Regions from separate parts of the Homo sapiens genome. Here region 1 is linked to region 2. A link is a contact called in ENCODE Hi-C or POLR2A ChIA-PET data. All regions are on one chromosome and are shown on one strand. Each heading gives the region's core, a stretch centred on a gene start or an enhancer-like site at or near the end of the contact. The rest is flanking DNA. Distances are from core to core; before and after follow the strand shown. Region 1 overlaps LINC00616 (long intergenic non-protein coding RNA 616). Region 2 has its middle 130 kb from the start of SLC7A11-AS1.

What was found. A loop is a pair of places that touch in the nucleus more often than their neighbours do. ChIA-PET counts read pairs that join two places held with the same protein, here RNA polymerase II (POLR2A). Pooled maps may share reads with other maps.
Region 1: a map of mammary epithelial cell shows a loop between it and region 2 (5-fold over the local background). The contact joins two enhancer-like sites. A Hi-C loop is called at or near these places in 2 of 168 maps with a recorded cell type or tissue (MCF 10A and mammary epithelial cell) and 1 of 50 pooled maps. POLR2A ChIA-PET finds 5 or more read pairs at or near these places in 1 of 52 experiments (MCF 10A).

What each region holds. Positions count from the first base shown.
Region 1 is chr4:138,031,426-138,038,576 of GRCh38, reverse strand. LINC00616 (long intergenic non-protein coding RNA 616) reads left to right here. Exons shown (of 11, transcript NR_037866.1): 9 at 6,061-6,404. All of the region lies in intron 3 of LOC105377447 (a long non-coding RNA gene), which reads right to left. Among named protein-coding and RNA genes, the nearest start is that of SLC7A11-AS1, 54 kb to the left of the region's middle. Within about 2 kb of position 2,661, at least 2 of the 41 ENCODE cell types and tissues checked have a DNase peak (open chromatin) inside an H3K27ac peak, as active enhancers do; they include mammary epithelial cell, where a contact is called at or near this core.
Region 2 is chr4:137,957,993-137,965,237 of GRCh38, reverse strand. No RefSeq gene overlaps it. Among named protein-coding and RNA genes, the nearest start is that of SLC7A11-AS1, 130 kb to the left of the region's middle. Within about 2 kb of position 4,062, at least 3 of the 41 ENCODE cell types and tissues checked have a DNase peak (open chromatin) inside an H3K27ac peak, as active enhancers do; they include mammary epithelial cell, where a contact is called at or near this core.

The sequences.
Region 1 (7,151 bases), core at 1,412-3,911, 75 kb before region 2:
GCTTATGTTCTGAGAGTGGGAGCTGCTTAGAGATCCTTGACCCTTTGTTTTCACTCATCTGGAATTTACCTTGGCCAATGCAGAGCTATGGGAGATGATAAATGCTGCTGGCTTTTCGTCCTGGGGAGAGATAGCACAACCCTTGAGCTGAGGTGTGGGGGATCTCTGTGTTTTTGGCCACACTCACCTGAAGTGGCTCTCTTATCACCTCCAGTATGGAGAGGACAGGAATGGGCAGGTCATGGCTCAAATGCCGGAGACTATTGCTGTTCTTGCCACAGTTTAATAGATTTTCTTGAATAAATGTTTCTTCATGTTTAATGTATGTACTTTGGACAATGTCTCAAGACTTAATTTTTTAAAAAGTAATTTTTACCAAATATGGCTGTTTGACTGGGAAGCTGATCCACAAACCTCCTCACACTGCCTTTCTGGACATGTATTTCCAGGTTAGCTTGCCTTTTGATTGTCCTCAAGATATTGTATGTTTGGTAGGCAGAGGCCTGACTTTGTTATTACCTTTATTTGGAGGTTAAGTATGGTTTAATGAAATGTGGATGTATGCCAAATCGAAAAGAGGCTGATTGTGGTCACTTTGCCTTGTGTCACTTTGGCTCGACTGAACTACATTTCCCAGAATTCTCATTCTGGTATGTTTCTGGTTAGGATGGCCACATGAGAGATTCTTCTGGGATTATTTGGAGGGCAGAAGTACAGCAACAGCCGTTTTCACTCTCACACACTGTTGCTTATTTGCTGGTTCACTTTATTGTTGTGAGGCAGCAGCCAGGCCTGCAACTGTTCCACATTTCTTTGAAAGCATTTAGTTTTTCTGACTTCCAGGCAGGTGTGTGTGTTGAATAAATGTCCCAGCTTTTTTTAGACACCCATTCTACCAGGTTCAAAGGCTTGTATTTGTGGGTTCCAGTGTTTTCTTTCTGTGTCTTACTTCACATCCACTTTCCCATCCTGATTGTCTGACCTATAGAATTTGAGCTCCAGCATCAGACTCTTACAGGAAAGGGGTCCTGATCCAGACCCCCAGAGAAGGTTCTCGGATCTCGTGCAAGAAAGAACTCAGGGCGATTTCACAGTGCAAAGTGAAAGCAAGTTTATTAAGAAAGTAAAGGCATAAAAGAATGGCTACTCCATAGTCAGAGCAGTGGTATGGGCTGCTGGATTGGTATAATTGTAGTTATTTATTGATTATATGCTAGACGAGGGATGAATTATTGATGAGCTTTCCCAGGAAAGGGGTAAAATCTTTACCCTTTTACCCCGGAATTGAGGGTCTCTCCAGTTTTTAGACTATATAGGATAACTTCCTGATATTGCCATGGCATTTGTAAACTGTCATGGCACTGGTGGGAGTGCCTTTTGGTAAGCAAATGAATTATAATTAGAGTATAATGAGCAGTGAGGATGACCAGAGGTCACTTTCATCACCATCTTGGTTTTGGTGGGTTTCGGCCAGCTTCTTTACTGCAAACTGTTTCATCAGCAAGGTCTTTATGACCTGTATCTTGTGCCAACCTCCTATCTCATCCTGTAACTAAGAATACCTAACCTCCTGGGAACGCAGCACAGTAGGTCTCAGCCTTATTTTACCTAGCATCTATTCAAGATGGAATTGCTCTGGTTCCAACATCTCTGACAAGACATAAAGGCGACCGTTTACAGACACTACTAAGCCCGCCTCACAATTCTGAGAAGTCAACTATCTGTTAAAAATTATTATGTATGTATATATCTCTTAGTGCTTCCGCTTCTTTCACTGAAACTCAATGATACAAACATCAACAAATCTTTTTTGTTTTTTTGTTTCCATTGAAGAACTTTCTAAACATAACTCTGAAGCACAATTATACAAAAACAACAAACAAAAACACTTTTGGGGTGAGGCTGGAGAAGGACAAAGAGGTTGGGGTATATAGAGAATAATCTTCTGTACCTTTATTGTAGAGGGACCCTGAAGAAACTTGAGACAGAAAATTATAAAAACAAGATTCCTCTTCCGTGTCACACTCTCCTTTTCAAAGCCATGACCCCTGGGGAGACTAAGACACTCTTTCACTGGGACACAGGAGAGCACCAGGGAGCTAAGATGGTGTCTCTGGACCTCCATAGAAACCCATAATGAGTAAGACTCTCAGCTTCATCACTTTTAACTTTGAGACCTTGGGAAGGCTACTTAACCACTCAGTTTCCTTCTAACTTAGGACACTATTCTGAGATGATAACATTTGTGCTAGCTGTTATCATTATTATTCCCCCATCTTGCCTCAGGAGTTCAGTTTCCTCCACATTGGGAAGTTTGTGATGAGCTGAGAAAATGTTGCAGGCAGCCCTACTCGGCTGACTCAACACTGGCTATTTTGGTCCCCAGTGTCAGGGTTGCTGGCCTTCCATATATCAGTGTTCCTCTTACAGATTTCTGAGGTCCCCAGATCTTGTACTGGTTTTCTGGGTCTTCTGAAGTTGGCTCCAAACCAAACTGTTTGCTATGAGCCATCATAATGCTTTCTCCAAGAGGAAACAGTGTTTCCCTAAGTTGTAACATTTCCCATTGTCCCTCTGAGGAGATTGGGCCTTTGGGTCCCTCAAGAACCCTGCTTTTATAGGTTTATTGCTCCATCTGCTGGAAAGATGTATAATACAAGCAAGATCTGGGGGCTGAGATCTCACTGGATGCCTGGCACTGGGCTAAGATCTGCACCCACATTACCTGGTTTCACTTCCACAAACACTCTATCAGTTCTGTCTTACAGCAGATAAAACTAATGCTTACAGGAAGTGACTTCTCTCTATCATTCAGCTGGCCTGCCAGCATTGGACCCAGCTAGTCTGGCTCTGGAAAGTGCATTTTATCACTATTCTATAACCATAGCTGATTTGGGCTCCGTTAGGGTTGGAGTAGAAATCTTTCCTACCCACTAATAAACGTATGTATTCTATGTGTGGTCTTCTCAAAGGAACTCACACATTCAGAGAAAAATATCTACTTCATAGAATTTCGAGGAGTCGAGAAAATATTTTAATGCAAGCAATCTAGCTTAGTGTCTGACATGTAGTAAGTTCTAAATAAATGCTATTTACTTTACCTTCCTCTAGATCCTTATAGTGCCCTCTCACTTCCATCTAACTGTGGGAACATTTCCTATAGCCCTAGAGCATATTTCTGAAGAACTAAAGATGTTTTAACCCTCTTTTATCATGGGACCCTAATCATCATACTTTGAGTTCCCATTTCCAGTTCAGAAGGCTCTGCCTCAGTTTCCTCCCCATCACAAGACCAAAAGGCCCTTAATGCAAGTAAGATCCTTGAGGACTTGCTTTGATATTTCAGTGTTAACAAGGCAGGGACAAGATCTGTCTGCTCTTCATTCCTAACTTCCTAGGTACTAGATTTAGCAGTGTTAGCACTAGCTCATATTTGCAAATCTCCTTGCAAGTCCAGATTTGCTCCTGTACAAAGGAGGTGATTCAGAATGCCTTTCCTTTAGATTAGTATGTAATGCAATGTCATGTCGATTAGTCAATAGAAAATATGAATCAGCATGTTTGCTATCAGATCAAAACGACTTGCAACATATATTCATCATTGAGGGGTTTGGCCTTTATTACCAGTGCTGGGAAAATGCCTGGATATTTAAATATTTAAATGCCTGGATATTTAAATATCTATGTCTTTCCCAGTTTAAACTTCCTGTGCAAATTAAAGAGGCTCGACCCAGTGACCTCTAAGGTTTATTTATCTTAAATTCAGGTGCTTTCATATTTCATATCTTGTTCATATTTACCAAAGAATAACCTTGGCACTTTGCTGGGTATCTCATTAAGATTCAAAAATAGGTACCAGTGTTCTTACTAATTCTAGCTTGAAAACTATAATTAATAATATACAAATTTAATTTATGGTATTTTAGTGACATTTTATCATACTTTTATTGCAAGGAAATTTGCTTTTTTTAACTCCTGGTTTATCAATGTTTACTTTTTTTTTTTTGAGATGGAGTCTTGCTCTGTCACCCAGGCTGGAGTGCAGTGGCGCTATCTCAGGTCACCACAACCTCTGCCTCCTAGGTTCAAGCGATTCTCCTGCCTCAGCCTCCCAAGTAGCTGAGACTATAGGCGCGTGCCACCACGCCCAACTAATTTTTTGTATTTTTAGTAGAGACGGGGTTTCACCATGTTAGCCAGGATGGTCTTGATCTCCTGACCTCGTGATCCTCCCGCCTCAGCCTCCCAAAGTCCTGGGATCACAGGCGTGAGCTACCACGCTTGGCCCAATGTTTACTTTTAAAAACAGCTTAAACGTAAGAGAGCTTTTATATGTAGTTCTTGATAGGAAAGTTTAATGGTCAAAATTTGAAATATGATGAAAAACATTTCATAACTATCGATTTCACAGATGAACTTTAAAATTGTAACATACGCTATTTTTATTAAAAATATCACCACTCTGTATATAATTCTGAACATTTCTGAATAACGTTAAGTCGACTAGTTATAATACACCTTAAAAAGAATGTTTTAAATTTGTCCCTCCTTCTGTGGGAGGAAAGTTGGCCTAGTTGAAGCTAGGAATCCGTGACTCTAATCCAGGTCTCCTTTATAAAAAGAAAATATACTTTAAAGAACTTGGGGATCATCTTATCAAAAAGGATTAGAAGATGTACTAGAGGAATTATCATTTGTCTGGAGAATCAAATGGCTCACAATGGTTATTACCCTGCTTAAGTATATAGTAAAATAGACTGATTACAGCTTCCTGCTTACCAGGATTAAATACTATAATTTCTAAAATGCTCCTCAGGTATTTTAAATCCTTGTTCATTTTTTTTTTATTTTTCGCTCGTTGGCATTTTGTGTTGTAATTAGTGTGCAGAGAAAGTCTGCATATGTCTATTGTATGAGCCCCTACACCTGTTTTACCGTCTGTCTCTTTCAACAGATTACTTTAAGGGCAATACAAAATACTTTGATTTTTCAATTCAAATCAGTCATATTGGTAATATGGCATTGCTCTGCTAACTAATAAATTATTCTGCATCTCAAAACATGTGATCTGAAAGACAGGAAAGGTCCAAGAGCACGTGTGCAAAGGAGTGCACCCTTGTAGCAGCAAGATTTGTATTGCATTCTGCTCACATGGATTCCAATCTGTAGTATTTTATTTGACTGGTATACTTTTACAAAATAAATGAAATCAAGAAATTTGAATGTATGTGTTTCAAGGAAGCCCAGTAAACTTTACTTATATTGAAAAGGTAGGCCGGGTGCGGTGGCTCACGTCTGTAATCCCAGCACTTTGGGAGGGTGAGGTGGGTGGATCACGAGGTCAGGAGTTTGAGACCAGCCTGATCAACACAGTGAAACCCTGTCTACTAAAAATACAAAAATTAGCCGGGCGTGGTGGCACATGCCTGTAATCCCAGCTACTCAGGAGGCTGAGGCAGGAGAATCGCTTGAACCTGGGGGGTGGAGGTTGCAGTGAGCCGAGATCATGCCACTGCACTCCAGCCTGGGCAACAGAGCGAGACTCTGTCTCAAACAACAACAACAACCACAAAAAAAAAAAAAAAAAGGAAAGAGAAGGTAAAAATCTAGATAAGGACCTCCACCTCTCAGTATTTGCTTTAGACTATAAGAACACTGTACCCTTCAAAGGCTATTTATTTCCCTCCCAGGACGTGGGGCCTAATGTTCTATGGCACATTTGTCATGCGACAGCATGATTTGTTTGCCTACATATTAGAATTCTCTTGCTTCAAAGATGAAACAGCAACTGAATATAAAGTTATATATTTGGGGTGGGAGTTGATATAGATATAAATAGCAGAACTCTTAATATTAATTATTAGATAACTTAAGCATAGATAGCAAGAAACAGACTAGAGTAGCATGACAAAAAATTTAAAAGTCATTTTGCTTTAAGTCATTTTGTTTATCTGAATTTCATATTCCAGCTACAATTCTCCTTATAAATCAGTATTTTCTAATCTCACTCTTGATGCAATGCTAGAGCTAACTGTGCTGAATAATAATGTTTTTCCTCAGGTACAGAGGAATGAAGAAGGAATAAACAGACCTTCTGGATAATTGCATCAGCCTTCCCCACTATTCCAATGCCATGCTAACATTTCAAGTAATGTCCCTTTTGTCTTGCTGAGAAAAAATCATTTCATGATTTATTACACTGGATTAAAGGCTATGCACACTCTGGAGTTGGAACATGACTGAAGGGCAAGCAAGCATAAAGGATATCAGAAACAGTTGATGTGTTTAAATTTTTCTGAATTTCTCAAGTAAACTTTTTAGAAAGTAGTCTGAAGATAAAATGGTTATATAAGTTACTTAAACTGTAGATGATGGCACCTTTATCCCTATATAATAAAATTAAGGTAAGAATTAGTTCTACAAAAAGCTTTCTCTTTTAGAGATTTCTGTTTTATCAGATTACTGTTTGCCAAAGTGAATTTCATAATATGTGACTTTTTTTCAGTATCATTGATTGTCATTGAGCTTGAGAGCCTGAGTTTTTGCTGAAATTGTTCCAATGCACAGAAAATGCCATAAAATTGAGCCTACCGTGGGTTTTTTTTTTTTTTTTTGGATATTACCTACACTTGTAGAAAATCAAAGTTTATTCTAGTCTTTGTATGCTCTGCATATCTGAAATACAAGAGGGGCTTCTGTCAGTCTGGAAGTGATGATATTTGATTTCTCATTTCTTACTATGGTCTCTCTCCAGATAAGTAAGTTAGCTAATTCATCTACTTGATCCTCAATTAATGGCCTTCTTGATTAAATAAGAAGATGACAAGGTTTCTCCTTAATATGAAATTTAAATTACACAGAGCAAAAAAAAATTGTATTAATCTTTAATACCTCCCATGGAGACTTGAATTCTTCACTATACAGTCCAATAAATGGAATATTTAAATATTTAAAGGTTCCAGCAAAAAGTTCCAGCCAGCTGTACTGTTCTAATAACAAGGTCTATCAACTTTTTTTTAACTGAGCAATTTTATGATATTTTGTGAAGAGAAAGAAAAAACCTGCTTAGCCAGCCAGTTACCTGCTTACTTAAGGCAGATTATTTATCCTAGAGGTCCCATTGTCTAAGGCAGATTATGTATCCTATTGTC
Region 2 (7,245 bases), core at 2,813-5,312:
CACAGTAATCGTTAAGTACTGTAAATTTAGTAGCCACCTAATTTCACAGTACTTATGGTTAGTATTTCTCTTATATCATTGCACCAACTCATGTGTTCCCTTTTACTTATATCCTGTCACAGTTCACCCAATGAAAAGGAGTGAAGATCGTGAAGTGGGGCACCAGCAAATCTCAGAGCTGCTCTATGCTAGAGACCATCAATTCTCTATCTACCACCCAATGAGTTTGCAATGCCATTTGACTGATGAGTGATAGAACTTGAGGCTCCCACAATTAGAGTTGGCTTCCTCTGATCACTTTTGTTACCAACTGCTTGAGGCCAGTTTCCCCAGGAGCAGAACCTGAGCAGAGCAGAGTCTGAAGTCTTGCACCAGTGAAGTTATTGAGGTCATGCTGTCAGGAAAAACAGCATACGTGAGAAGCCAGGGCAGGGAAAAAGGCCAAGCAAGGATGTGGTCTCTGCTGGAGGAAAGCTTCAGACTTGTCCCATGGAAGATTTGGAGCACAATTTGCACCAAAAAGCTGGTTCTGCCTTGAGCTACCCAGGTAGATCAGGATTAGGATCACTGGTCAAGGTTTAGGGTCCACCATAATTTAATTTAATTACATCTCTCAAGTTTTTTTGACAGTCCATAACAGTCCCCTACTTTAACTTAGTATTTTAAAATTTTCTGCTGTTAAAAATTGGTTTACTTTTACAACATATTTTATTTCAAGGACATTTTTCATTTTGAGACTGACAAAAATGAGAATGATTCCAATTTAGTTTTCATTTTCCTTTGTACAATATAAAAGAATCATCTGTGAATACTAAAATTAAAATTAAAACATTAAAATGAGTAAATGGTACAATCTTGTCTTTCCTTGACATAATTAAGGAAAGACAATATTCATAAGAATAAGATCAGGTACAGACTTGTATCTCTGAAAAGCTAGTGCAGGGATTATTTTTGCAGGAATTTAAGCAGCAAGAACCAAATGTGATTTGTCTTTCTTCAAATGTGAAGTTTTATTTAATTAGAAATTGAATGAGAAGAAAATACGTTTCCTACACATTAATAAAATTTTACTTGGTTCAAATTTGAATACCATTTTCCTAAATCACATATTTTAAAAGCTTGGATTAACCAAGATCAACAGTGTATAAAACACCAGGGGTCTATCTTTGAAGACAATCCGTGGTACGGCAATGAAGGGAGTAGTGGGTTTTGATCAGCAAGAAATAGATAGCCCAAGAGACACATTTTTATTGGCAAATAAAAACCTTTTTAAAAATCTATCAATTTTAATTTCCAGAAATACTATTTCAGCAGATGAAAGCTTATGGTAATGTGAGAGAAGAAAAAGAAAAACAGTTGACAAAAAGAAATGAAAATGAGTTCATATACTAAGGCAGAAGAAATATAAACTAATGAAAAGAGCCACATGAGTAAAAGAATAATGATAAAAAAATTCACAGTTTAAAAAGCATTATCACATATATATGTAGATTGTTCCTTTAAGCTACCATGTGAAGTAGCAGGATGCTTTTGTTCTCATCTTATAAGTTGAGGAATTAGAACTCATGCCAGTTCTGTTTTTTGATTCCAAGTTCTATGAGCACAGATTACAGCAAAACCATCCTCTGTCAAGTAGAAAGAACCAGTTTACTTGGGATAATAAAGTCACTCTTCTTGTCACTGAAAATATGGCAATGAGTGAAAATCACAGAAGTCTCTGCTCCTTTGAGGTTTAGAAATGATAGTAAGAGCAGACTTACACCTTCCATCTTCCCAGGAACTGATCAAAATATACAGAGAGGCAAAAACAGTGGAAAATAAAACTATTAGCATTTAAAGATATGGGAATGGTACCAAACACATCAATGCAATGTAGAAAACAAAAACAGAAGTAAAGAACTTAACACTCAATTCAGCCCTGTACGAATTAATGACTGAACAAAGGAATGGGACAAGTGAAAATTGACAGTCTTTGAGGTCATAGGAGAGAGAAAGGGGAGAACAGAAGGAAGGGAAAGAAATACTCAGGAATGCAGTTAATAATGGATATGCGGCAGAGTTAAATAAAGAAAATTATAGAGCTACTGAATGACATAAAAGACACACAAGAAAACATGAGATATTTGGACACAATAATATTTTGAAATGAAACATCTTTAAATCTATAACTTGAAAACAATGGATGTTTTACAGGTGGCATTTATCTTTAAATCTATAACTTCAACATAATGAGAATTTGTAGGGAGAGATGAGCAAAGCAGGATAATTCTAACAGGATAATTCTATATAAGTAGAGTAATGAGCTATTGGGATTTAATTTGATACAAACAGAACCACTAAGGCAAGTATTTGTTTTTGTCACTTATGTAAATTTTTTTTAACTGGGATGAAATTAAGTCACAGCAAGGGAGACTTAGCACCAAAGGAAAACTTTGTGTTTGAACATCTAATTTTTATTTAGAGATACAGTCCATATGACATAGACTGTTTATGATGGGACTGAGGTCTGCTAAGTGACTCACAAGAGAAATCCTGCTTGGTAATGGGTGTAGGCTATATGTCTATTAAATCAAATATTTTTCACACATACATTCCCTTTTGTTCACTTAATGCTTTACTTGGATTTTTAAAGTGTCTTCTTCAGTAATTCCTTTCTACAATATTGTGGACTTATCCTTGGGGAAGAAACACATTGTTCGGGTTTCTTTGAAGAGATTTTTCCGGAAATATTGATGTTCTGTGAATGATTTGACTTTAAAAAAAATTTGTATATACTTTTAAAGTTGGTTTTATTTTTAAAATATCTCATAGAACTTTTGATTTTGTGGCCATGTATTCTTAGAGATGATAAACAGTTACCACCATTTATTATACCTTTGGGAACTACCTTGTCAATTTCGATAGAATTTTCCAATATTTTTTCATTATAGATTTTGAGCAGCTTTCCTATTTCAAGTTGCTTTATTCCTTCTAACAAGGGCCCGTATAAAAATGTTTATATTATCTAAGTGTTCTCAGTAACTGACAAGAAAAGAACCAGGATTACTCTGACTTTATGTTGACTTCTAAGGGAAGAGGAACCTATTTATCCAGTCATGGTTGAAAGTCGACGCTTAATGTGCTCAAGTACAGATATAGGTTTTACACTGGAGAGAACCCTAGACCTATATCTGTACTAGAATCTAGTACAGATATAGGGTTTACACTGGAGAGAATCCCTAGATAAGCATGGGATAAAGTGCCAGAAAAGGGCAAAGCGCTTGCCAGTGCTCTTATTTTTATTCCAGCCACCTGGAAATAGAGTCATATGGATAACAATGGCAAGATAATTCCATTACTTTATTACTTGAAACTTACCAGAAATATGAAATAATTTCAGTGACCCTTAAGCAAGAATACTGGTAAACTAGATCTACTTCTATCATAGGGCTCTGGTGATCAATAGCACTAAGATCTTTGGCAAGTTAGTTAATCTCTGCCTCAGTTTATGCACTGGCTTCATGGGGATACTATATTCCTCATCAAGCACTTGTGAAAATTAAATGAGATAATGTATGGTAAGCACTTAAGACCACTCCTGGTAATCATTTGTACTTGAAAATAATAGTTTTATAATTTAATTTCTGTATTCTTTTTCTTCCACTCTGGATACAATTCCAACTAGGCTTGATAACATTTGGAGCTGTACACAGACTGCTGTGTTATGATATTTATAGAGATTCTTGTTGCAGGTAGCAGAAACTGACTCTGACTAATGAAGCAGAAAAGGTGTTTATTAACAATAACAAAAATGGGTAACTCATGGAATGCTAGGGTGCTAAAGAACCAGGCTCAAGATTCAGCTTCCAGGAACACTGCCCAGAACTATGCCAAGAGCTGGCTTGCTGACTAAACTGGCACTACTCCCACCCTCCACACCCTCCTGCCAGGAACTCCAATTTACTATCACCCCTACTGGAATCATTTCAGACCCAGAAATGTAATTTTGCAACCTCTGCCATTCAGAAATCCAGCTGCTTCTGCCACTGCCCTCAAGCAAAATGGGTTCTGTGCAGATAGATTCTCCTTCCTGTTGCTCAATTTTGAATTGAGGTCTTGTGTTAGTGATCTCATTCATTGAGCCTGAGCACCAAAGATGAAGAAATTAAGTCTTGTGGATTCTATCTTGGAGAAGCTCAAATCATAAAGGTGGAAATTCTCCAAAATAAGGATGTTCAAAAGTTGGAGGAACAGAAAATTGTCCATTGTAAATCAGTGCAGGAGGAAATTTTTTTCTGCTTTGAGCAACCGCTGTTAAAGAAACAGTCATGTTAGTGTGCCTTGTTCATAAGTGAAGAGTCTGCTTGATTTATGGTGGTTTGTCTCTGATCCAGATCCAAATGTTTTGACTACTTGACTCACAGTGTATTAGAATACACTTCCTTTGCATCAACCAGTAAAACACTGAAACCTTATGCAAAGGCAACAGCATAGCTGATATTGTTAGCTTCTAAACTACACTTTTGAACATGCTGTGATAACTTTGGCTAATATATATATATTAGTATTTCACACTAGAATATTGATTTCATTCAGTATGGAGTAAAGGAAAATGGCTTAAACATAATGGCATGATAAGATTACTAGTAATAATGAGTTGGCTTTGTTTAAAACCTTTGTTTGAGTCAGCATTATGAAGCGTGGGAGAAATAAGTGCCAGATGACATGTCCTATCATGGTAAATGCTACGAGTTGCAATGAGGATGCCAGAGAAATGTGATATTAAAATAAAGGGCAAAGGGGAAAATAATTGAAATGGCTAAAAATTCAATCCTTCTGTTATTAGTTAACATAATTTACATTTAAAAGAATATACACAAGGAAAGAATCTATAACATTATGTACAGAGCCATAGTTTTCAAAAGTCCTGAGAAGCAAGCTAAAAATAGCAAGAGTAAATTTTTTACCTTTATTTCACAGGAAAAGAGAAATAGCATTTTTTTTTCTGGATTGAACTAGTTCACAGGAAGTTCCTTTACATTTAAGTTACTATTTATTTTAATTTGTTTAACTTGAGCATTTATACCTAATGTGAATTGCAGGTTAATCTATTTTTAATTAGAGTAAATGAAAAAGATTTTCAACTGACGTCAAAGGAACTAAGGTTTAAATGTCAAATTTACTAATACAATAACTTTAAGTGAACAAGATTTCAACTTAAGCAAGACGTTATTCCAATTCAATTGTCTGTTATAGCTTAACATTAACACTAGTTGGTACACTTTTACTAAACACTTCCTGTCCCCCTTATTTTAGAAGAAGAAAAATCTGAGGCTTTAAAACTTGAATCAGTTGACCAAGATGACAAGGTTGGAGGGTATTAAAGCAAGACTTTGAACACAATCTGACCCCAAACCTTACTGCCTAAAACACTAGTAGTAATAATAGTTAACAGGGACACAGCAAGTTTTTCTATGTGCAAGGCACTATTGTACACACTGTATAAATATTTTGTCCTTTAACCTTCACATCAGTACTATAAGGTAGGAATAAATATTATCTTCATATTACAGAGGAGAAAATCAACACACAGAGACACATAATCTGTCCAAGGTCACACAGCTTCACACAGCTAGTGAGGGACAGACCTAAATTTTGAAACTGGGAGTCTGGCTCAAAGCTCAGGCTGCTAAATAATCCCCTCCCCTAAATCTATGTCTGCTTTATTTTAAAATATTTTATATCCTGATACATTATATGTAAAGGCTGAATGTCAAGCTAGAAGGTACTTTTTTGAAGTTTCTGCTTTTAAATGACAGACATGATAGGGACTGGTCTTACACTAGTGAACAAGGTGGATAGATCCACACCCACACTAACTTAAAAGCTTAGGAGGGATGAGAGAATACAGGAGTGCGTGTTAATATAGGGAACATACAAGATTTATGGGATTCCAATCAGATGACATGAGTTAATTCAATAAGCCAGATTAGGTCCCTTTGATTATATAATGCTTAAACTGATAAGTGAATGTTAGGTGCTATCTAGGAACTCATGGGGATGAATTTCAGTGTGACAATGTAGAAAGTCTGCAGGTATGATGGTAAGAGACAATAATCTAATGGAGAAACTGAAAACAGATTCTCAGAGCCTGAGAAGTGATGGTGAGCATACTATTATTCGAGGATGGAAAACTGTATGGGAAAAATTCATGTGGGGCTGTGATAAGGGTGGGCAATTAATTATTCTAATGGAAATGGGATATCATCAAGACATTTTAAATAAAATGGTAAAGTGTCAGATTTGTGTTTTAGTAAGATTGTTTGGCTTGAAGAACAGAGGATGGATTGTAATGGAGCAAGACTGGAGGCAGATAGATAAAGTTATAAGTCTATTCCAAATGCCCAGGCAACAGATGCTGGTGACCTAGACCAGGAAGCTTTCAGTGGCTGAGGAGAGAAGGAGACAGGTGATGGAAATATTTAGAAGGTGAACTCTCCTATTTGTGGCCAAGTACATGTAAAAGATGACAGAGAAGTAGTAGTTCAGGTTAACTCTTAGATTTCTAGACTCAGTGACTGGGATAATGGTGGTGCTACTTACTAATTCAAAGAACATCACAGTAGAGCAAGAGGACGACAAGGTCATTTTTGGAGTATTGAGTTTGAAGTGCTTAAAGGAAAACTAAATGGACATGTCAATACGTAATACAGGTTACAAGACAAAAGTTTAAGCTGGGAATGGACATTTTGGAGTCATAAGTTTATACTAGGTATCAGTAGGGAGAACTTTAAGAGAAGTTACCTCCCCCGCCTTTTTTTAGGGAGAGCTACAAAATGTTAACTTTTAAAGGGTCCAAAAACATATAGAATTTTAGCCAATTATTATAATTGGCTAAAATACAGAGTATATTTACAAAATTATAAATGTTGCAATAGCCTTTTTATAAATGATTTTTATAAAGATGGAGATCCAAATTCATTATTAAAACATCTATTGCATCCCTCCCAGAAAAGACAAGTTTTAGTTTTGAAATACAAAGACGGAAATTCTGAAAAATAAAGGCAACAATTTCCTTACAGTGAAAGAATGAGTATGCTATCCTTGTGATGACTTTGCTTGCTTGCAGTAATGAGTGAATGACTTTGAATTATACGAAGGTTAATTAACTGGTCATTCTTGATGAGAGTGTAACTCTGTTGTGGGTCATTTGTGACAAACAGTAAATGCATGGCAGATTTAACTTGACATTCCTGTTTCAGGCCA